Regions from separate parts of the Mus musculus genome. Here region 1 is linked to region 2. The links are chromatin loops, found by intact Hi-C in ENCODE. Cell type or tissue: left cerebral cortex. All regions are shown on one strand. Each heading gives the region's core, and the rest is flanking DNA. Links, peaks and the distances in the headings are about the cores only. Region 1 overlaps Cd82 (CD82 antigen). Region 2 overlaps Gm13791 (a long non-coding RNA gene).

Evidence for each region. Hi-C counts contacts between places; a loop is a spot of excess contacts. Peaks named below come from ENCODE experiments on the same cell type or tissue, not always from the same donor. Only the 100,000 strongest peaks of a DNase experiment are listed, where the experiment ranks them.
Region 1: it touches region 2 in a loop (2.9-fold over the local background); 10 of 42 quality-filtered maps call a loop at or near these places.

Annotation. Positions count from the first base shown.
Region 1 is chr2:93,410,873-93,423,235 of GRCm38, forward strand. It overlaps Cd82 (CD82 antigen), which reads right to left. Exons shown (of 10, transcript NM_007656.5): 7 at 10,955-11,056; 8 at 9,683-9,883; 9 at 9,368-9,451; 10 at 8,230-9,070. The coding sequence ends at 8,993. It overlaps Gm13807 (predicted gene 13807), which reads left to right. Exons shown (of 6, transcript NR_040529.1): 4 at 4,948-5,607; 5 at 6,573-6,722; 6 at 6,843-6,958. Mir7001 (microRNA 7001) reads right to left here and starts at 11,135; the gene lies at 11,057-11,135. In left cerebral cortex, for the core only: CTCF peaks have their summits at 2,915 (motif pointing right), 4,597 (motif pointing right), 7,728 (motif pointing left) and 10,652 (motif pointing right); DNase peaks (open chromatin) are centred at 2,925, 4,559, 7,717 and 10,674.
Region 2 is chr2:92,888,309-92,900,671 of GRCm38, forward strand. The region is part of intron 2 of Gm13791 (a long non-coding RNA gene); the gene reads right to left. Among named protein-coding and RNA genes, the nearest start is that of Syt13, 21 kb to the right of the region's middle. In left cerebral cortex, for the core only: no CTCF peak of the experiment used is centred there; no DNase peak of the experiment used is centred there.

The sequences.
Region 1 (12,363 bases), core at 2,785-10,784, 520 kb after region 2:
CCCCCACCTTCCCCCTCCCCTAGAAAAATTAAAAGATAAAATAAAGGCCATTCTAGCAATGAGCCTTTAGGAGCCCATGGATAAATATCTGCTGATCAAATAGGAAGGAAGCAAATGCCCTATGTCAGCCAAGCTTCCCCACGACATTAGAGGCCCAGGCTGGCCACTGGAGTGCTGAGAGAGACTCGGAGTGGCTGGGGAGGGGGAGACTGAGAACATTCCAAATGACGTCAGCTCCCGTGTCCAGAATGCATCCACTCCCACAGCGCTGACATTAAGGCTTGTCAGGCAGGAGACAGACAGTGAGTCTGTATGGATGGGTGTCTCAGCTCCACGCTGCCTCCAGCTGTCCGTCAGTCTTGCACTGGACCACTGTCCGCTGCCTCAGTCCTGCCTTTCTGATGATTAACTGAGAGGATGTGCCTGCAAAGCTGAGATGAGGTCCCATCTGTCAAGGGCTCAAAAGCAACTGTCAGTACTGTTATATGTTGTATGAGGTCACCGTCAGATTGGCTAGTGACCAAGGTGGAGTAATTGACGTTCAGGTTCTAGGCACAAAAGAACTGCGGTTTATGCAAATCAGCTACAGGCTTTTCTGGCTTTCACTTGCTCCTGTGGCTGGCACAAGCGGCTGTGAGAGAGCATGAGTGGGTAGCTCTGCTAGGGGTGGGATGTTGCTGCCTGGACCAGGTGATGGGTACCCTACCTCCAATATTCCATTATGATGACCTGGGCTTCATATTAAAGTGCCTGGTGTGTGTGTGTGTGTGTGTGTGTGTGTGTGTGTGTGTGTGTGTGTGTATGTGTGTATGTGTGTGTGTGTGTAATGTCTTTCTGTCACTGTGTCTCTGACTCTGTCTCTGTATGTGTGTGTACATGTGTGTACGTGAGTGCATGTGTTCACAACCACTCGCAACTCTGGCTTAGGGTTGGCATACTGTCTCTTCCCCATATCCTGCTAGCCAAATCAAGTAACAGGCCCAGCGAAGTCCCTGAGGAGCTGGCCAGAGTCATCATGTTGATCGGAAATGCAGAACAGTGTAATTTTTCCCAACAGCTGAACACAGTACCCAGACACAGGGTAAAAACCTGCAGTCTACCCTGAGACTACCCTCTCTGCCCCTCCTCTCCACCTCCAGTAGAGCCCTTCTAGTGCCTTCCTCCATAGGAGATGGAAAACAGATAATGTCACAGGGCAGGCACAAACATCCCCAGTGCAGTCGTGGGGACCGGGTGACCCCATCCCTCATCAGTCAACCCAAGCTCAAATCCTCAGGAGCAGGATGTCCTCACAGCACACCTGGATGACCCTTGTCCCTAGGTGCTGGATAAGTAAACCATTAACCCATCCTGAACTAAGCAGTTCCGCCCATCTAAGCTGCAGACAGTTCCCCTGGCCTCTTGAGGAAGGTCTTCCTGCCAGGTGCACAGAGGGGAGGCCCGAATTGGGACCCAGCTGGGGCATGGGAGCAGGGAGCTGGGGGAAGCAGTAGGAAGTGTCTCATTTGCATTCACGTTCTGACTGGTGCACACTCCCCCTCTCCCCATCTTGATAAAGTAGCCTGTAATGTCCTAGGCCATGGGGCAGTCAGGTGAGAGCAGCCAGTCCAGGGACTGGCTTCTTCCATTTATCATGTGCACTTACAGTCAGGGAAAGATGGGAGTTCTAATTCCCAATGCTGCCTTATGTGTCCCCGACACAAAGGCATTTCCCAGTTTGTGTTTGCACTCCTCCTCCTATCCCTGGCCCCACAGACTGTCATGGGCCCTGCTCTTCTGGATGGGCCAGGGCTCCCTCCAGGCTGGATATAAGTAGGCACTTGGCAATAGTTACTGCAGGAGTCCATGGAAGGAGAGCTGGACCTTACTGGGTGTGCTGCCTCAGAAAGGGCCTAGCTTCTCCATCCTTTTTCTGAATGAGGTTTTTAATTCTTGCTGGACTTGAGGACTCATGGAAGGGGCACTGACCCTGAGTCAGTCCCCCGGAGTCAGTCTAGCTTTGATGGTGGGCATGGTGCTATCACATACCGAATTATGGCTCCTCCGGTCCCTATCTTCCACCCACCCTGCTCCTGGGCTTCAGTCTTTAGCTGTTCTTGCAGAAAGGTCTATCCTGCTCCAGACATAGGCTGTTGCCCGAGGCATTTGAGGTGACATGGAAGGAGGGCTCTGTTCCATCAGAATCCTTTGTCTCTGGGACCAGAGCTTCGTCTCCTGAAGGTCCACAGCTCCATCTTCTCCCTGTAGACCTTGTTCAGTCAAGGGAGGGCCACTTGCAGACAATGAGCCACTGGTGCTGAGGTCACCGTGGGGCTCTTAGGAAGCATGCATGGGACCTCATGTGCTCCCCCAGTCACAATGGGTTACAGCTGCTTTCCTTACAAGACCTAAGCAAAATGAATGTTTATCCTGACAGCTCTGGGAACAGGGGCTCTTTGGACCTAACCGACTTGATTTCAGTGCAGGGACAGCAGAACTCCTGCTTCCTGCTTGCAGCTATTCCCCATTCTTCTATTTCCTTCCCCAGGATGGCCTGGGGTGTCCCACTGTGCACTTGGCTTAGCTTGTGCTCACAGCAGTTGGTCGTTGCATGCTGAGGTGTGTCTTTATTCATGTGGGTGGCTGTGCCTGTCACAGGCTTGTGACATGTGTGCATGTGCTTGCCTAGGTGTGCATGTCACGCTCCTGTGGTCGGAAAGGCCGTGTGGGCTGGGGTAGGACTTTTTGCTTCTGTGGTTTGTTATTTTGTGGAGTGCTGGGAGTGGAGCCCAGAGCCTCCTGCAAGGCAAGTGCTATCACTCTACAGCCCCTGGCTCATCTCATAGCAGTTTTAAAATTATTTTATTAGTTTTTCATGTGTCTTGCCTGCACGTATGTCTCTGCATCTTATACGTGCAGTGCCCTCAGAGGCCAGAAGGTGGCACTGGATCCCTTTGATACTAGAACTGCGGACAGTATGATCTAGACAAGCAGCCAGTGCTTCCCCCATCCCCCAACACATTTTTATTGATTATTTGAGAATCTTACATCATGCACCCAGATCACACTCACTTCCCAGTGCTCCCAGGTCTGCTCCCCAACCTTATGACCTTCCCCCCAAAAGAAGAAAAAACAAGTCTAATTTATGTTGCCCACACACTCATGTGATCAAATTCCCAGTGGCCAGCCACTTAAAAGACAACTGAGCCCTTCCCCGTCTGCACCCGCCCCAGAAGCCGTAAGTTACGGAGAGTTATACTCCAGCATCCTTATCACAAGTTTTAAGAGACCTCTTCAATGGCTTCCTGTCTAGGCTGTTTCTTTGGTGGGGGAGGGAGGGAGGGGTTGTCACAGAAATCTTCAATGTCCCTTTCTCAACTCTGAGTCTGCAGTGACCAATACCACTGCAAAAGTAGCTTCATTGCCTTTTATAGTCAGCAGGAGCAGGGATCATGGTTCCAGGTGGCAGCTCGGCCCATGGCCATCAACATGACCGACGGCTGCACGGAGCACAGGCACAGGTCCCCCGTGACATCATAGGCCACGACATCAATATGGCTTCCAGCAGCAGCACGACTATAGACACATACATGAACAGCCAGTTCTCTTAACCACTGAGCCATCTCTCCAATTCTTGTCGTGCTTTTTTTTTTTTTAATGTAAAATGTATTATCAGTGTGTGTGGGCATGCACACAAGGTAGCGTACATGAGGCCAGAGTTCACCTTTATGGAGGGAGTTTATGCTTTCTACTTTTGTGCGAGTTCCCAGGGATCAAACACAGGACAGCATATTTGTTCGGCAACAGCATTTATGTGCTAAGACATCTTGCTATTCCCATGGCTGTATTCTTAAGAGACTCGAAATTCTATTAGTTTCCAGAAAGCACTCATGGGATGAATGGATTCACCTTAGTTGGTGGGTTTGGAAAACCTCCAAAGAACAGCCAGACACTCTTGAGGCAGGAAGAGGTGCCAGCTTTAGCCAGATGACGACCTAGGACCTATGTCCCACACACACCCTGTCATTTCTCTGTGGAAGTGACTGCCTGCCTGAAAGATCCCCAATCTAGAAGAGTCTGGGAACAGACCCAGTATCTGGAGTACTCCTCTTTGATGGGGCCCTCCCGCCACAGTTCACAGCCTGCAAGGATGGCGGCTGTGACTTCACCTAGCCGAGAAAAAAAACTGAGCTCTTGGGGGAATCTAAGGGTCTGGCATACAAGTGTGGTGTGTGTGCACGCACATACCCGGGCCTGTTATTTAAAACAACTCTTCCCCACTGACCACAGCAGTTAGTCAAACTGAAATAACACTACACTGGCCACTGAAATCCCTCAACACCCTCTCTCAGCCCCTGCATCTCCCTCCCTGTATAAGGGTTATATACAAGACCCAATCCTAGCTTAAGCCTTCCCTTCCCATTGGTCATCATCTATGCCTATCATCGTCTTCCTGCACTGTCACTGGCTTCCCCAGGGGCTGAAAGGCACAATCCTGCCTGGCCCAGACACTACTGGGCACTACCAAGGACACCCTTCTTCCTTCAGCCCATGTGAGAATCTTCTGCCCAACATGTTCCTAGCCTGCACCATGGCGGGAGGGACAGCAGCCAGTAGGTGGCGCTGGTGCCCACTGAAGACCCCACAGGTGCAGCCCAGTGCCCTAGGAAGGGGCAACTCAGGATTTAGGGGTCCAAGGCCAGGTCCTTCCTGACAGATTTTCACAGACCTGGAAGGAAGGGAAGAAGGTGGGGCAGGAAAGGGAGTTCACTGTGTCCCCCTCACACCCGAGAGGCTCATATAGCTCGACAGCATGACATAGTCTATAGTCTAGAGGGTTTTCCAGGCTCAGAAGAACCCAAGATTTCCTCCTGGGAGGCAGAGCTGTGGGGCTTAGGTGGATGGAAAGAGAGCCTGTATCTGTCTGGAGCCTGCTCAAGCCACTGATACCCACTTTCCTATTTCCAGGGTCCTCTATGGAGTCATTGCCCCAGAGTACAGCAAAGTGTACAGAAAACATATGGCCCTGGGTCTCCAACTACCAACCAGGTCATCTCTTGGACTGTCACCTCCTTCCCTGACAGGGGCAGAGGCCCAAGTAGCCTTTGAAGCCGGAAGTATGGGCTTCAGCCCTTGCTCTGGTGTCCTCTAGTCAGGCTTTAGGTAAAGGAGGCAGGTAAGAGCTACCAGCCTGGAGTGAACCCCTATCCTGTGACCTTAGCATATTCTTTAGTGTTTTTCAGTGTGTAGTCCACCATAATCTACAGTGGCTCTCAGTTCCCTGCTAGCTGACAGTGGCCACTCCTGTGTAGGCTTGCGTGAGTAGGTATGGGTGTGGGGTTGTCTTGGCTCCCTAGTCCCATACCTATACTTTCTCTACACTCGGGCTAAGAAGAAATTGCAGCAGGGAGCAAGAGACCCACCCAGTATACTGACTCTAACCTCAGGGGACCAAGGGAGCCCTGGCAAAGACCCTGACATGGAACTCCTTCCTTCCCACAGGCACTGAGTGGAAACTCTGCCTACCTGGAAGCCACATTCTAGTCAACCCCACAGACCCCAGCAACTGCTGCATCCTACCTCCCACAGGCTGTCTGTTCAGTGGAAGGGTGGAGCCAAGAGAAATGGGTACATCCTCTGACTGGGGTTGCCAAGTGACAAGCACCCCACTGAGGGCCTTACACCACCCTGCTAAATCCAAAGCTTCAGGGGGAAAAGGAGGAAACCCCCAAGAACCGTGCCAGGGTCCTGTAGCCTCCCCTGAGTTCAGTCAGCCATTTGTCACGTTAGCAGTGGCTCTTTCTCCGAGTGGGGATGGGCTACCTCCAGCCTCCCAGAGACCTCTAAGTGGATCAGACCCTTTCCAGGCCCCACACAGACCTGAGATCAGCTTAACACTCAGTTCTGCACATGTGATGCGGGTCCCTGATGCATGCAGCTAACACACAGGACTAACCGTGTGTAGCTGGAACTCCCATCATGCCCTGCATGCTCCCTTACAGAATGGTCAGTGGGCAGGAGTCAGGCCCCAGTCACTTCCTGATTAGCCTTCTCTCACCGCTTACAAGGGACATGGCTAGGTGTTCTTGGCATAACTTCACCATTCAGCAATGCCATCAAAAGCTCCTGCTCCGTGCCCCAGCTCAGGCAGGAAGCTGAGCTACTCGCCTCAAGCTCCCCAGTATCTTTGAAGCAGGGCTCCAGGCTCGTGCTATTTCAATACTAACTGCTGAGTAAAACTGGGGCCCCATTGCATCAGCCACTGGCCTTCCTTGTATCCTTTCATCCTTGGCAAAGAGCAACGCTCTTGTGCCTGCTGTTAGTAGGGTGCGCACAGGCTCCTTTTTTGCTTTTTTTGGCCCGGTAACAGAAAAGTTGTCCCCGGTTGGGGATTAGCAGGGAGTAGCCTTAAGTTCTGGAGTCCAGGAAGTCACCTTTCCTATCACCAAGGACAGAGTCAAGAAGGGTTATCCCTGAAACTGACAAAGCCTCCCCTTTAGCTTTCCACCGAGAAGCACAGAGGTAGAGCTTCATGGTTTGTCACAACCCTGAGAGCTTAAAAGATGCCGACTGTTTTCACTGAGTTCCAACAGATTGATTCAGAGTGCTGAGTTGAGAAATCTAAGGTCACAATGAGTAATGAAGACCATTAAGTCTATCCAGAGAGCAGCTAGGCCAAGAAAATGCGATTGGTGATTGATTGGTGATGTCTGCTGAGGACGAAGCTGTGTAGAGTGGTCTAGGTATGCTGTATGCATTTGCTACCTGATGAGCCACTTAGGCTGTTTATTTCACTCCAGTGCACACTTCCTCAAAGATTCATTTTTCTTTTATGGTTTCTGTTTGTTTTGTTTTTGATACAGGGTCCTACTATGTAGCCCTAGCTGTCTTGGAACTTGCTACGTAGACCAGTCTGTTTTCAAGCTCAGAGATTCTCTTGCCTCTGCCTCTAGAGTGCTGGAATTAAAGGTGTGCCACTATGTCCAACTTTATATTTTAATATGACACTTTCTAGGGCAGCCAAGGTTATCAGCGAAAAAAGCTGGGCCAGTATTACTTCGAGACACCAGCCCTGGAACAGGGCAAGTGCTCACTTCAGGTCTCCGACAGGGCCTCATGCTGCCTGGCTAAACCCCTAGCTTGGAGGAGGAGGAGGAGAAGGAGGAGGAGGAGGAGGAGGAGGAGGAGGAGGGGGGGGGGAGGGGGAGGGAGAGGGGAAGGGGGAGGGGGAGGGAGAAGGGGAAAGAAGAGGAAGAAAAGGAGGAGAGGAGAGGAGAGGGAGGGAGGGGGAGAGGAGTCCTAGTGGTTGATATTGTCAGGGAACCCAGGCTTCCTGGGGCCCCAGCCTGGCACAGGGTGCTATGGTGGGTCTAGCAGTGAGCTTGCATGGATGGCCTCTGACCACAGAAAGTCTCTTGACCTTCTGTCCCAGGACCAGGCTCTCTGGCTGAGACCTATTCATTCTTCTCTCTTTGGCTCACACTGTGGCTCAGTCTCACCAAATCCTGTTAAAGTCATCTCAATTCAGGAATCACTCCCCGGTTTGCACGAATGCGGATTCCTGGTCCCCTCCAGCCCCGCAGCCCCAGCCCCAGCCCCTCCCACACTCTTGACCTCTGGAGTTTGCATCCTCTGAAGTGTCCCCCCTGACTGAGAGACTTGGAGCAGGCCAGGTACCTGCAGGAAACAGGAACCACTGGTTCCCTGAGCTCCTACAATGGGGCAGCAGTGCCCCCTGGTGGGTACTGCCTGAAGCATTTCCCTTCCACTGCCGAGAGCCACTCATTAGAGGAGGGAAGAGAAGGGAGGTCTTCCAGGGCCTACAAGTGAGTGGGAGAAGTCCCCACCAGGCCATCCCTCCCAGCTTCCGCCTGCTCCTGTGTGGGCACTCCTCATCACGTTGTTTGGCTCTGCGTTTGTCCGGGCTGAGTGTGCAGAGGCTGCGAGGGATGATCCATTTCACTAAGGCTGCACAGTCTACCTGCCTGGCTTCTTATGAAAAGACTCCTTCTGTGAGTCTTAACAGAAGCCTGATGTTCCAGGAAGAGGCCACAAGCACTGTGGCTTCCTGGCTCTCTACAGCCCCCTTCCAAGCACCTGTACCCAGGTCTTTGAGGAGGAAGGACAGCAAGAGTGAACTGGCATCAGCTGTGACACAGGAACCCCATGTCATGCTTTCAGGTTCATCCCACGGCTCCCTCCTGTCACCGCCACATCCTCTCCACCCCATAGTTCAGGATACCGCCTCTTCAGACTGGATCATTATAAACCCTCCTTTAATAATTGATTCCAGAGATGAGTGTATGGAACCCCTCCCCCACCCTGCAAGGCACAGCCTCACCCACCCTTAGCGCAGAGGACAGGGGACAGCTGCCAAGAAACACCAGTCCAGATCCTCCTCTCATCCAGGGTCTTGTGCCAGACCTGAGGGACCCACACCCCTAAGTTGTCAGGTCCCTCACCAAGAGGAGCGCACCAGAGGCTACCTGGGCCAGTCCCCCAGGAGGCCCCTCAGTTCAGTTCCCTGCTGAACTGAGCTTGGGGAGGGGGGAGTGCTCCAAGTGTGTGGAAGAATTGCCTACCCTGTCTCCCACAGAAACATGGAAAACCTATGAAGAAAGTGTGACAGTGGGGAAAACCCCACCAACCTTTCCTGTGGCCTTTCCCTGGGCAGCTACGGGTGCTACACCCACCCTCCCTGGTTTTTAATACAATACAATATGACTTCAGGGTGGAGACACAGCTATCCTGTGTACAGTAATACTGGGAGCCATTTCGAGCTGTTAAAATATCCCAGGCAGTAGGAAGAAAGGCCACAGGATAGCCAGGGCCCCATATTGGTGGCAGAAGGACAGGGAGAAGGGCCCAGGCCCAGAAAGTTCCCAATGCAACCTTTCCAGGATGGGCCAGAGGCCTCAGTGGTGGATGGAGCAGGGCCCATGTGAGAAAAAGCTAGAGAGGCCCCATGGGAGGCTGAGGGTGGAGAAATAGGACGGTGGGGACATCAGCAACCTCAGTACTTGGGGACCTTGCTGTAGTCTTCAGAATGAATGTACCGGCACAAACATATGGACAGGAACAACCCCAGCAGCTGTGAAGGACAGAGCAAAGTCAGGAAGGCCCGCCCGGGTCCCAGGACCCTGCCCTGCAGCTCCATACTGGGTCCCAGTCACAACCACCCTGAGGCAGACAGGCAGGCTGCTGAAGGAGGCCCAGAGAGGGACAGTACCCAATCTGACGTCACACAGCCAGATGGGCTGGGGTCAGGGCAGCTCTAGAAGCACATGGACCACTCAGTTCACAGGAAGCAGCAATGCAAGGGCGCGGGGGCGGGGGAGGTATTCGAGACAGAACCCAGGGCACGGCTGCATGGGAGAGAGGGACAGACCTCAATGACAGCAACACCAGCACACACGCCCAGAAGGATGCCGAAGTTCTCCTGAAGCCACGCCTGCGCCTTCTCCATGCAGCCCTGTGGAAAGACTCATGTCAGCCTCTGCACACAGCTGCAGCAGGCCTGCCCAGGACCGGCTCGTGAGCAGGCCCCTCATGGCACCTGTAGACTATGGTGTGAGCAGATGGGGAGGAGGGGACTAACAAGGGAAGGAGGCTGAGTGACGGCCCCGGGCACCTCCAGGAGCTGGGACACCTGTCCCTCTCAGAGTGGCAGAGCCCAGCCCCTGACTGCCAGCTCCACACATACCTCAGTGTTCACAGGCCAATCCTCAGGGTTGTTTTCGCTCACAGTGCTGTTATCAGCCTCACAGAATCCTTTCTTCACAATGAGCTGGTTGTCCTCTTCCTTGATCTTCTCGCAGGAGCATGGGTAAGTGGTCTTGGTAAAGCCCATGAGCTCCTCGTTCTCTGTCCAGTTGTAGTGGCTGACCCAGCCACAGCACTTGACCTGCGCAGTGGCGACACGACAGGTTGCTTGATCGGCCACTCAGCCCATCCTAAGCAGCCCATCTCCAGGTGGAAACTCAGACTGGCCACTTCTGTGCCTCCTGGGGTGGTAGCTGTGTCCCGCTCCCGGGGTGCTGGAGATGCATAGCACCCAAGGGCTGAACTTCAGTGCTGTGTATCAGAAGAGACTTCAAGAGGGACTTCAAGAGGCCTCCAAGAAACAGTACAAACTACCAACACAGTGGAGAGCCAGAATCAGAAGCCGTTAGCATATGCATAGAGCGGAGGAGGCGAGTTCAAGTGAAACACCAGTCAGCACAAGTGGAATGTGTGCAAGGCTGTCAGTCAGGTGGCAAAGGTTGAACATGGGGCTCTCGGGTCATGGGTTCAAACCCCAGTTCTGCCATTTCAAGCTGATCTGAGCTTTCCACAAATGAAGACTAGGAACTAAGGTCCCTAATTGAGTGAGGGGTGAGGCAGACAATGTGCCACATGCTTCCAGAGAGCCCAGTGACAGACCAGTCAAGTCCAAGGCTACCTGCCAGTGTTAAACACAGGCACCTGAGATCTGGGGCAGAGCTTCCTGGTCACTAACGTGAGAAAAGAGACAAGATCAATTCCATTGTTTCCAAAGACAAAATGCTCTATCCAGAGGGCAAGGCTTTCTGGGATGGAAGCTAACACTGTTCTCCGTGGATTCCTTGGAAATCAAATCCCAGGTGGGAGGGAGGATAAGCCATCTCCTGTGCCCAAGCTCTCATCTGCAACAGCCAGAAGGGGGCGCTCCAAGCGAGTGAAGGGAAGCTGAGCTCTAGGCTATTCCCCAGCGGGCAAGAGCTCTGACAGAAAGGCAGAAGGGTAGGTACCACCAGCTCTGCCCCCAGTGAGCGGACAGGCAGGCCTCACTTGTTCTGTGACACCAGGAAGGGACAACCTTTCCAGGGTCAACAAAGAAGAGGCAGCGCTGTGAGCCCAGGAGCCGTCTCCAAGACTGTGCTTAGGGGCCAAGAGCACTTGTGTCCTTTCTCCAAGAGTAACACACCACGTCACTGTCACTCAGACTCATCCTCACCTGCGCCTGCACGTAGTCCCAGGCCTCCTCGCGGCTACTGGTGGCATTGGCAGTGTAGTTGCGAATGATGTCCATCACTGTGTTCCCCATCTCCTTCTTCAGCTGCAGAGGGAGTGTGAGCGTCAGGGCTGGACTTGAACCTGGGCCTCTGGGATGCTCACGCTCACACCCTGCCTCCTCCACCACAGCAATCCCAGGACACGCTCATGGCTGCAGAACATCCACTGTCCTGGTGATCCCTAGTGCCCATTTGCTCAGCGCCAACCCTGTCAGCCATGGCCTACCCTTCGGCAGGCATTTTTCCCTTTTGACACTGAAAGGCCTCCCGTGGCCTCCCACAACTTTCCAGAGACATATCAATGCCCTTCAATGTCCTCTCAGAATTTACAAAGTCCCACGCCGTTTGCCCAGGCCTCCCCAGCCCTGGTTCCCTGGTTCCCTGCTCTTCTGTGCTGTGCTCCATTACACAAGGCCTCGTGCTGCCTCTGTGCTGCCCCTGCTGCTCAGAATGCTGTCCCCCGATGTGAACATGGCAAGCTCCCCTAGCAAACTGCATCTCCTCAGACAGGCTCTACAGAACAGTGTTTTTCCTACCCCTCTGCCGCCTTTCCCTGGCCATCCTTGTCCAGGGCTAAATGATGGTGTCACAGCTCATCCTCTATTTGGGCTTAGGGCAACTTTTCCCAGCTGGGGTGTGGGTGTCGGCTGGGGGCAGCTAGGTGTGGGTACAGAAAATAAACCCACTTGCCCCATGGTTAGTCGTCACAGGGGCTGGGGGACAGTGAAAGTAAGAGGCACAGCATGTTCAATTTCTTACTTTTGTGGAATTGTCTGCAGTCTCTCAGGAAAGCCCTGAGACTGCAGGCAAGCAGCCCAGGAACCCCAACCAGAAGACCTCCTAAGCCTCAGCCAGAGCCTCAGCCATGTGACCAAGCTGGCCTTCCCTACAGCCAGTGGCACCACATGAGGCTGAGGTCCTCACAACTGCTAGAGGGGGCAGGGTGAAGATCTGTGGGGCCCCTCCATGGCTGCCCTCCCTGGGACTTCACAGTCCATATCCCGACTAGTAGTAGTAGTCCCCACCAGCTAGGGAATCCTAAATCCTGTGCTATCTGAGGGCTTCAGAGAAAAGAGGCCATGGCCTCCTAGCTTCTCACCAACAGCCAGCTGTGAGGAGGGGAAAGATCTGCAGCTAGCTCCAGAACGAGGTGAAACCCACAAAGGTGGGAATGTGGCCTCCAAGGCACTTAGTTCCTGCTGACCTCCCTCTAACACACAGCCCAGACAAGCAGGCTGCCATCTCCTGCTTACCCATGAGAGAATCAGAAAGATCACTGTGTACAGGAAGGCCACATACTTGCCTCTCTTCCCGACATAACCATGTTCTCCAGGTTCAGGATGCTCTTCCC
Region 2 (12,363 bases), core at 2,601-10,600:
TTCCTGGGTCCCTACCTCAGAACAGTGTCCTCCTCTCAGGCAATCAGAGGGAGGGAGAAGGAGGCTGCCTTTTCTCTTCCAAGCTCACCAGAGCATCATCAGGTCCTTACATCCCCACAAGAGCATTGTTAAACAAGATCCCGCTTTACTGCCAGGGCAGTTCCAGAGAGCTCACGTCAGCTGGGTGTGTTCTTAATGGGGCTTTTTTATCCAGCTGAGAGAAATGAAGTGGTCCTCCCTCATCCCATGACTTTAGCCTCCCATGCTGTTGACTGCACTCCCTCTTGGCTAGAGTGGATCTGTACCTGTTAGACCTTGGACACTCCATCTCATCAGGACCCAGAGACAAGGGAAGGGTCCGATATTTCCATCTGTGCTCCAGCCCTGAGCGGACATCACTCTTCAAATATGTTGTCAGTTCAAGGGTGGGAGGAGAGGGGCAAAGCCCAGCTCTGCTTTGATCTCTGAAGGCTCCCAATGTGGCGTGAGGGACCAGCACTCACATGCACAGGGCACCTCACATTCAGCTGCTGGACAAATGAAAGAATTTATGGATGCCAGACCCCAGGACACAGCTGATCCAGGCTTTGAGATGAAATCTACGTCCCAACAGGTGTTAAAGCTGATGTTTTATCTTCTCCACCACTTACTTTCTGACCCGGGCACTCAAACAAGATCATTCCAGACCAAGAAGGGATCCAATATCATCGGAAAGGAGTACACCAGTGTCTGCATCACTCTGTGGCTTGGCCCATAAAAGACAAGGGCTCAGAGCCCTGGCTGCTCTTGCACAGTGGTCTCAGGAGAAATTAATTTCCTTTTCCTCCACGTAAAGTGGGAATTGCATGAACTGCGGTACCAAGGGGCTGATGCTGCACATACACAGCATCCTAACTCTACAATCCAACTCCACGTCCTGGGACACAAGAACGAAGAAGAGGGTGGAAAGAGAGATGCTCCTAAGTGAACAAAACAAATGGCACACGGATGTAGCATCCTTTGTTAGAGGAGGGACAACCTTAAATTTCAGATGGAAGGATAAATATTCAAGAAGGGCCAGAAAAATGGCTAAGAAGCCTCAGTGAAGAGGGCTTCACCTGAGCAAGTGTTCACACTTAGATCCCGAGGTACCATGATCCAAATAAACCTGCTTTAGAGGCCAAAACAGAAACACACCGCAGGCCTAGAGGACCATCCTCAAACAGACTGGTGTATGAGGTGTGACACTGTAGCTCAGGGGAGGGTGACAGCTGGACTCCGTGCTGAGAGGTTGTTACTGAATATTGCTCTGCTCCTAGCCTGGACAAAGTTCAAGGCTTTCCATATAAAGTACACAGTACTGGACTAATACTGTCCAGATGGGTTAAAGATTTAATGGAGTTGCCAATGCTTTTTTTTTTTTTTTAAAAAAAATCAAATACAATGCAGAAGAATGAAAGGCCCCATATTAGTTTCTTTTCTCATCGCTGTGACAAGTTCAGGGAAGAAGGTCTGCTTTGGCTCATGGTTGCCAGGAGCAGGGTCCGTAACTGTTGGGAAGACACAGTTAGTTCCCTGACAGTTCTGTCTAGAACAGGAAGAAGAACAGGAAGAACTATCAGTGCAGTTTGTCATATCCGGGCAGATCAAAGGGGGGCCAGAAGTAGGGCTGGGGTGTAACCTTCGATACCCCTCAGGTGGACAGAGAAACTCTAGACGGTTGACTTGACCGACTAATAACACCCATGGGCTATTAGAATACCAGAAGCTTCTCATAAGAAGGCCAACGTAACAACCCGGGGGGAATTTGCCACTGCAGGGAACTGACATCAGGTGGCATCCTCCATCCCCCAGACCCCCTTCCCACCCTATAAAACCTCCAGCTCCCTGCACCACACGCTCACACACAGTCTCTGCTCCTGCAGAGAGACTGCGTCCTCCAGATGTCCTGCCTGAAGAACAGTTCTGCCTTCAGAAAGGTTGGTCTCCTTCTTTTTTATCAATCCCCAGCTAACACAGGTGACCTGCATCCCCTGGCTAGAACGTGTATCGCAGAGTTCCACACCTCCAGAAATAGCAATGCTGACGGGAGACTTAAACACGTGAGACTGCGGGAGACATTTTATGTCTGAACCACTACAGTCTTTCTTAGGTAAGGTGTAAGCGCACAGATGCCACAGGAAAATGCAGGAAGGTCGATTCCATCAATACTAAAATTTCCTGTCCTAGAAAATGACACTAGAGAGAGTTCAGTGGCAATGGGTGAATGCCTGTAATCCAGCATCCTGGAGTATGAGGCTGGAGGATTGCCACAAGATTGAGGTCAGCCCTTTTGAGATCGTGCCTCCAAACGATTGGTACCATAAATGGTGGAAAGTGGCGCTCCAGCCCTGCTGTAGGTCAAGGCTGTGCCTGGACACCTTCCTGAGACTGGAGGAATGGCTCAGGAGGTAACGTGCTTGCTGCCCAAGTCTGAGGTCCTGAGGTCCCACACAAAAGGCCAAGCATGACTGTGCACAGCGGAAAACAGAGCACAGCACTTTGTGGAATCATGGCCAGGAGGATGCTGGGGCCTGCTCACTGCCAGCCTAGCTCCATGTTTAGAGGGACCCTGCCTCAGAAGGATGTGAGGAAGTAGCAGATCAGGACCCCTGGCACTTTGCCCTGCCCCTGTATACATGTGTTCAAGCACCACACACTGCAGTGAGACAGGCTTTTCCCTGGGGAGACACACACATGCACACGCACACAGTCACACAATCACTCCAGAAAAGGAATCTATAACAGACCAATGCAATGATTGTGCCGAAGTTCAACCTGGTGAGCGGGTGAGCAGGTGAGTTTTTACTGGGGTTGCTAACAGATCTGTTGGGGGATTACTTACAGGAGCAGGGAGGATTCACAAAAGCAGCTTTCCATAACTGAAAGGCTCACCCCAAAACCAGGGACGCCTCACCAAAGCTGCGACCCTGGAGCCAGCTCTTTGCACTATTTGCAGGTCCAAGAATCTGCTCTCAGCCGCTCAGTCTCCTGACCTTGCAATTGTTTGCTCCTTCTGTAAAGCTACCTAGCAACTCTGAGACTAGCTCAGGCTACCTGAGACTTTGTCTCAAAAAACAAACAAACAAACAAACAAACAAACAAATAAACAAAAAACCCAACTATATACATATTATTCAAATGTATGTGCTATACATGTTATTACTATTTTTTTCTTGTATTGCTAACAAGGCAGGAATTCATTCTCCACAGGCATTAAAGGGGGAAGGCCTATAGTAGAACCACTAACTGGCCACTTAACCATAAGAACAAAGACCCCCCAACTGAACCGACCAGTGACTCCAGCCAGGGCCAGCAGCCAGTGGACCAGCCAAGGTCAGCAGCTCACAGAGTGAATCAGGCACGAGCAGAGTGGGGTTTAAACATGCCACCACCCTTAGCTAGGTGAGCAGCACACAGCAGCCTTTGGCTCCCTCCTCAGCTGGGTCAGGAGGGCATGCATCGAACATGCACAGAACACGCGTGACCCCTGTTGCTTCAGCTCTCAGTATTGGCAGATAACCAATCTTTAAAAATGTTACCTCAGATTATGTCCAGTTTCTGCCATAAGTCCCATAAAAAGACCCTAAAATTCCAGGCTGTGCACACTCAGTCATCTCAACTTCTCCCCAGCCTGACTATAAACTGGAGTCTCCCACAATCCTCTTTTAGGATTTTATTAGTTAGCTAGACTGGCTCACCAAATCAGGGGACACATGCACTGGCTTATTAAGGAGGGGGAGCCGGTACTGAATACAGTGAGCAGCTATGTGGAGAGCCACAGGGGTGTGTTGGTTACTTTTCTATTGCAGTGACAAAACAGTATGACCAAGGCAAAGGCTGGCAGCAGGAACAGCAGGGTGCTCCCATATGATCTACAAGTAGGAAGCAGAGAGAGAGAGAGAGAGAGAGAGAGAGAGAGAGAGAGAGAATGGTTTGCGTCTTTTGAAACACCAAAGCCCACCCCTTTCCAACAAGGCCCACCTTTTTAGAACAAACATGACTTTTAGTACCCAGGAAATTCCAAGAGAATCTGAGCTCTGTGCCTGGAACTAGGTCAGCGAGCCAATGTCAGGACTAAAGATTTTACTAGTATTTCTACTGCTTGAGAACTTCTAAGGGTTTTAGGAGCTTTCTGCCAGGAGCTGGTTTGAAGACCAACACACACACACACACACACACACACACACACACATGCATACACACACACTTTTCTTTTCAATCACAGTGAAAAATTCCGCACATTTTCCAAGTGCACATAGAATATTTACTCAAATACCATATTGCCGGGCTATTTAAAGAAACTTCAAAGTAATGTAAAATATTAGAAGCATTCAGAGCCCATCCTCACCCAGCTGTGGAATCAAGCTAGTCATCAATGATAAATAGACTATCAACTGCTTACAAGTTAGGCAATAATAACAGCACAGTAATATGGCTTAATAAGGTTGTCTTAGCTTGCTTTCTGTTGCTATGATAAACACTGCAACCAAAAACAACCTAGGAGAACAAAACACTTATTTCGGCTTACACTTGCAGGCTGTAGTTTATCACTGAGGGAAGTTGGGGCAGGAACTCAAGCAGGACCTGCCGCATAAACCCTGAGGCAACACTGCTTACTGGCTCACTTCTCTGCCCATGCTCAGCTGGCTTTCTTATACAGCCCAAGCCTACCTGCTTGGGGATGGCGCCGCCCACTATGGCCTGAACCTTCCATATCACAACATTCCCTCACAGATGTGGCCACAAGCCAGTCTGAAGAGGCAGCTTTTCAGTTGAGGTTCCCACTTCCAAGATGACTTCAGGTTGTGTCAAGTTGACAATATAAAATTAACAAGATGTACGTTTTCCCCAACCTGAGCCTTGGGCATGTGGAAGGATGCTGAACTCTTAGAGTGATGGATAATCATCACTGTTGACTTGATTGGATTAACACATCTACGTGTGTCCAGCGGGGCATTTCCAGAGAAAACTAAGGCGAGATACGGTAACTGGGGGAGCAGACCTGCCCTGAATGTGGGCAGCACCATCTATTAGAAGGAAGGAAGGAGACAGTCAGCCAGCTCATGGAGGCTCCAGTTTTCTCGAGTGCATGGGCCTAGTATTGCTATAACTGTCCAGGGACACCCCACTCCACGTTCTTCAGCCTTTCAACACAAGCTTGTCCCAGTAACCCCAGGAAATCCCAGGCTATCATCCTCAGACTGGAGCTCCATCAGTGCTTCCTCACGTGTGCTGGCTCACTTTATCTTAACAACCAGAGCTAGTCATTTGAAAAAAGTCAATTTGATTCAGAAAATGATTGGCCTTTGAGGTGGGAAGATCCACCTTAAATATGGCCCCACTCAAAGAACATGGAAGAAGGAAGCACTTGCTCTTTGTCTGCCTGACCTCACGATTACTGGGAAGGCCATACCTTCACTAGTATTAGAGTCTATTTCTTTGGGATTCTTAGATATGCTGAAAACGAGCTGAGACATCCAGCCTCACGGACTGAATAAGTTTTGGATTCTTGGACCTTCTGTTGGTAAAACAGCCATTTTTGGACTAGCTGGACCACAGACTGTAAGCCACTCTAATAAAATTCTAAATGTATTGTTGGACAGTGGACTGTGCCAGGAAACTTGGTAGGTTGAGCAAGTTCAGAGTCCTTGGTCCCCAGCACCCACCTGAGATGGTAGGCACCTCCCTGCTCGCTACCAGATTCCTGGCCCAGAACACAAGACCACACTTCCCATGTCAGTCACATAGCCCAGAACAGAGTTCTCCATGCTAATGAGGTATCCAGAGGCCCTGAGGGTTTAGCCAATAATATTCCCTTCCTGAACATTTCTCTCTCCAAAAGGTATTTCATCTCTGGTCCACCCTGAGGAGTTGGTATGCATCCATTTTCCACGATGAACAGTCAATAAACAGTATGAATACACATGGACTGTCTCTTCTATTGAAACTGCCATGGGGAGGATGAAGAAGGGCTTTGCCTACAGAGCCTCAGCCTGTAGAAAGCCTCTTTGCACTTCTAGACAACCACAGCCAATTACCGATCAATCACTGATGCGCTAAGCTGCAGCTCCCATTCCTTTCCCCCTCAGCCCTCAGGCCCCCAACTCTGCTCCCAGCTCCCTTCAACTCAGCAGCACCTAGATGTCCAAGAGTTTGAGAGAACCTGGTCCAGTCTTGCCTTGGGCCCATAGACCCCCATCCTTTATTCCCAACTTCTCTGTGCAGCACCCCAGCAGCAACTGGATGCCAGGGAGCCTCCACTCTCTGCCCCTCCCCAGCCCCGCAGCCCCACCCACACCCCAGTGTCAGAGTGGAACACAGGCCCACAATGTGTATTTGTGTGTGTGTGTGTGTGTGTGTGTGTGTGTGTGTGTGTGTGTGCGCGCGTGTGTGTAAACAGTTCTCTTCTTCTAGAGAACAATACAATGATTGAAGTGGGAGAGCCCAGCCCATTGCGGGTGATACCATCCTTGGGTGGTTGGTCCTAGGTGCTACAAGAAAGCCAACTGAGTAAGCCATCTGGAGCAAGCCGGTAAGCAGCACTCTTCCATGGCCTCTGTGTCAGCTCCTGCCTCCAGGCCCCTGCCCTGTTTGAGTTCCTGTCCTCACTGCCTTCAGTGATGGACTGTGATAATAGAAGAGTAAGTGAAATAAACCCTTACCTCTCCAAATTGATCATGGTCTTGATGTTTCATCACAACAGTAGAAACCCTGACTATAGCACCCTGGCTCTAAGGCTTCCAGTTTCTTGAACTGAGCAGTTATTGAGTTCTCTACACCTCCACTGTTGAACCAAAGATGGTCATTGTTTGACTACCTGGCCTCCAATTATAAAGACAATTCAATAAATCCAGAATCTCTCAAGCTAAGCCATCCACACTGGAGCAAACAGAGCATTAACCCATTGCTACTAGGAGAACTAGTGTAAAACTACTGAAAAACTTCCTGTCTACTAAAGTCGAGCACACATTTAACCAGTGACCTAGTGACACCTTTCCAAGCCGTGAGCATAAGTTTCCCAGGAGACACATACAAGGCTGCTATTACTGGCTCAAATAATTGGGGACAAAATGCTTGAGAGCCACCATTGCTCATCATTGTCCGGGAAGGGAGATAATTGTGATGGAAGTCACATGCTATGGAACATTATACTACAGCAAGACCAGAGGAGCTCCTGCTGTGCAGAACGGCACTGATGAAGTTCACAACACAGAGCTCATTTAGTCAAGAGTCATGGGAGATGGGGGTGGCCTCTCTAAACCCAAGAGACACACTAGCCAAACACAGTGAGCATAGGTGATTGGATTCCAGTTTTTTTGGTTTTTGGTGTTTTTTTTTTTAAAGCTATGCACTACATTTCCAGGCTGACTGGCAGCTGATGGTGTATATGGATTGTACATTAGGAGTTACTGAGCTAACATCAGTGTTCTTAGGTTATGAGGAGGAGGCTGTGTGGGAGGAAGTGCTTGTCTCAGCACCTTCAGGATGAAGGTTGTAGGTACTTGTCTTTTGCTTTCTTCAGTGTTTTGTGAAGGGAACTGTGTGTAGTTAAAGAGAAATGGAAGCATGAAGCACAGTGTTAATGACCAACAAACAGTCTGGAGGGGTGGCTCAGCAGTTACAGAGAAAATGGGGTTCATTCCTAGGCCCCACATGGTGGCTCACGACCATCTGTAACTACAGTTCCAGGGGATCCAACATCCTCCCCGACCTCTGAGGGCACTAGGCACGCAAACAGTGCACATGTGTGTACACATGAAGACAAAGCACTTGTACACATACAATAAAAACAAATAAATCTAGAACAAATTAAAGAAAAAATATTAATAATGCCAGTGAAGAGGTGCACAGTGGTCACCCACCATTCTTTCAGTGTTCCTCAAACGTTTTCTTCTTGAAGAGAATCAAAGGCAAGGACAGAAACTGAAAGGAAAAAAATCTAAAGCATGCCACTTAGAGAAAATTAAAACCTAAAACTGAAAGAAAGAGAAAGGAATGGAAAGACTAAGCCTTCTCCTTAGAAGAAATTACATTAAGAGAAAATATCTGCCTTATTTTCACTTAAGGTGGACTGGAAAATATCTGCTGTATTTTCACTTAAGGTGGACTAGTGAGTCCCAGCCGTGCAGTAATGGGGAGGGGAGCCAAATGTAAAGAAACTAAATCACCTCCATTGCAAACAAATTATCAGACCTAAGAGAACCAGGCTAGGCTGCTTCACAAAAGAACAGTAAACAAAGACAAAATACATGTCTATATCAAAGCACCTGGGGGGGGGGGGAAAGCTGTGATATTTCATTTAAATACAGCAATAAAAGTAAATAAGCCAAGGCTAAACCTAACAAAAGATGTGAGAGGATTTTGATGTAGCAGAGTAAAGTTTCACTGCAAGGCATTGAAGTCCCCAGTAATGGAGAGATAGGTTGTGTTCATAGATGGAAAAAATCTGAACTCCTAACTATGCCTCTTTTTCTCAAATCCATTTATAAATTTAATTTAATTCCAACTAAAGTCTTCAAAAGATTTCTCATCAAATTTGACAATTGGACTGAATTAGCAGCTCTTGTCTTGGTTGCAGAAAGACTTGATTTAAAACCAATGTGATGAAGACTGTGTGCTGCTGAGCAGGGGTGGACACATGAACTAACAAGACAGAGCAGAGTTCAGAACCAGAAGAAGACCACATGCCCACACGAGGCGCCTCACTGCCAGAGGGAGCATTGCAAGCCAGTATGGAAGGGTTTGGCAGCCAATCCATGATGTGTTGACAATTGGTGTTCCTTGTAGAAAAATATGCTCAGATCTCCACCTCCCACCAAACACAGGAACAGCAGGGCTCTGGGTGAAGGATTGGCCTAAATGAGAAATACAAACTTTTAAACTTTTGAAAGAGCTAGCATGGTGACTCATGGTGACTCCATCTTAGGATTCTAGATGCTAAAGCAGGAGGATTGCCATGTATTCAAGGGCAGCCTGGGCTGCAGTGTGAATTCCAGGCTATGCAATGAATAGTCAAGAAGCGAGTGCTTATGGGAAGCAAACTGCCCGAGTAGAGAAGCTCACTGTCTTGTTGGGACAGGCTATAGGAATGACAGGGTGAGATACCAGGAGATAGAGTCAGAGAGAGGTGTGACATTCAGGTATATAGCTGCTTCTCCAGATGTCCACAGGCCACTTCAAAGGTACTAACTATGTGTCCTTGTTGACATGGGAAGGAATGGTTTCTGACACAACGGCCTGCTTATCTGTAGTAAGAAATTATCCAGTAGCCATCTCAGCCTACCAAAGCTGAACCACATGCCAGAATGGAACCAGAGATTAGGAAGGGGGAAATGGCTTGCTTGCTTCAGAGCTCCTAGGCTAAGCTGCATGTCTGGCAAGCTGTTCGGGGAGGCACAACACAGTCTGTAGTGCTTGTCAGTCCTTGCTTTCTCGGGTAGGAAGCAGCAGGCTCTGCGATGGTTGTCGTGGCTCCTTAGTCTCTTGTGTACCCAAGCACCCCTTGGGAGTTGGGAACAGGGGTCTGAGGGTCCTCTCAGGGCATTTAAGTGCCAGGCAGGAAGGAGAAGGCAGAGTTCAGAACCAGGTTTGGCTCAAAGTGAGTGCCAAGAATAGAGAGGGACTGGAAGAAGAGAAGGCCTTGTCTAGGAGACTGAGGCTCTTTATAACAAAGCTACACCCCCCACTCCCCAACTCTTGATGAAAAGAAGGTCCTTGCTTGACCAAACTATTTTATATGATGGCAAATGTGAATGTATACACCTTATTCAGGGTGAACCAGGGATTAAATACCTTTTTTGGGAAGGAATGCCCAGGAAGGGAAGCTCATTGGCTAAACACTCAGGGCCTACCTAGGTACCTCAATTGCATGAGGAATTCTAAGTTTTTATGTTATGGGACTGATTACCATGGTCCTCTCAGTGGGGTGTCATGGTTACATGTTCCAGATCAAGTAGTTTGGCAGGGAGTTGGCTCTAATCCTGCTGCTCTTGAATCTGAGATCCCCTGGGGTCTGAACCTGCTGGACCTTACCAGTTCTGTCTGGAGGCATGGTCCACTTGCCTCACACTCCTGTGTCTGGCTTTGGAAATGAAGTCAGTGGAGATGACACCTGTGATGTGAAGCAGCTGCCCACACTGGAACAGACACTGAGCCCCTGCTCAGATCTTGGGACCTCTTCTGTGGGGCTCAGTATTAGCAAGAACCTCTTCCTCTTCTGTGAACATTCTGGCTCCTTTGGTCCCTATGTAGAACTCAGCTATGCAATCTCAGCCCTAGGGACTCAGCATAGCTCATTGCTGTCTTCATACAAGCTGAGCCAACTAGACACTGTTGTCAAAGAGACAACAGGCTTTTCTTTTTCTTTGAAACCACACGGTTCAGCATGGGCCCCGGAGGTAAGCAGAAATGTAGGGAGGAGGAAAGAAAAGACTTCAGTCACAATTGAGTTCTCGGACCTAAGAGGCCCTCAAACTAATCCTGCCTGCATCTTTTGTTGGCTGGATGGTGAATCTAACAGCTCTCTGGTTTGGTTAAACTGCCTTGGGATGGCTTTCTGTCCCTTGTTTCTTAAGGCAGAGTAGAACTCACTGCCCACAAAGTGGAATGAGTCCCATTGGAGAGCTGCTGGGCTTGGGAGGAACAACACGGCCTCCCCACTTCCTCCTGATCCTATGGAGGTGAGTACAGCTAGTCTCCTCCCCCATCTCCAGAAAGGCCACTGCAGGCAGCTCTTCTGTGGATACAGTAACATCAGAGGTCCCACTGCTCTGTCTGGACCTCTTACTGTTAACCTTTGCATTCAGATGTGAAGTTCCTGGTGTGCCCCTGTGAAATGTTGTCATCACTGAGACTGATGAGGAAGGGCCATCAGGTGGGGGAGGTGGCTGTCACTGGGTGTCTAAGGTGCCAAAGGACACTAGTGACAGGGATTGAAGGCCTGCAAGATAAACACTGATGTGCTCACTTCTGCTGTCCCAGGTAAGAAGCTCTGCATGATAACTACACCCAGCACCCCTCCCTCACTCCTCCCCCACTCCTATGGTGTCCAGTTACCTCCACTGAGGTGGGATAGAAGGACAGGAAGTTATGGGGACATGGGAAGAAAAGGAAGGTCCTCAATCCTGGGTATGGGTAAAGTCAACAACTTCAGAACATCCTGAAGTTTGTTTCTGTGGAAGTCACAGATCTAACTTTTCCTGGATGGAGCTTCCCTGTCTTAGTTAGGATTTCATTGCTATGAAGAGACACCATGACCAAGGCAACTCTTACAAGGGACAGCATTTTATTGGGGCTGGCTTACAGATGTAGCCCGTTATCATCATAGCAGGAAGGCAGCGTCCAAGTAGGCATGGAGCTGGAGAAGGAGCTGAGAGTTCTGTATCTTCAGCCAAAGGAAGCCAGGAGCAGATTCTTAAGTCAATGACAAAAAGCAGCCATATTCTTCCCCAAACTATCATAAGAACAGTCTCTAGGCCACATACTAAAATCCTTCTCCATTGAAACATCTTGGGTCAGGTCTGCACAATTCAAATCACCCTCAGCATCAATGTCTTCCATATTTCTACTTGGTTGGTCCATTAAGCTCCACTCAAAGCATTCCACTGCTTTCCAAAGTCCCCAAATCCATGTTCCTCCAAACAAAAGCATGGTCAGGTCTATCACAGCAATACCCCAGTTCTTGGTACCAACTTCTATCTTAGGGTTTGCATTGCTGTGAAGAGACACCATGAATAAGGCAATTCTTATAAGGACAACATTTAGTTGGGGCTGGCTTACAGGTTCAGAGGTTGAATCCATTATCATCAAGGCATGGTTCAGGAGGAGCTGAGAGTTCTACATCTTCATCTGAAGATCTCTAAAAGACTGGCTCTCACGTGGTTAAGAGGAAGGTCTCATTGCCCACCCCCACAGTGACACACTTCTTCCAACAATACCACCCCAACTCCAACAAGGTCATGCCTCCTAATAGTGCCACTCCCTGGGCCAAGCATATTCAAACCACCACACTCCCAAAGAATGAAGGTGCTCTGCAAGGCATGGACAGCAGTGTGAGCAAGATCTCCATCTGCCAGCCATAGACAAATATCTGGTACCTACCACGGCCAGACGGCAGGGCTCTCATGACCTTATAACTATTATCAGCCCAAAATGTGAACCAATAAAGCCCAGTGCTTGTCACTGTGGATTCTTTGTTAGTATCTTGGACACAGAAAACTATAGCAACTCCATACCTTCCTTAACGGGAGGGGAACTGAGCCTCTGACCATGGCTGTCTAAGGGCCAGTGAGTAGCTCAGTGTGGGCAGGAGCTTGTCCCCAAACCTGACAACCCAGGTTCAAT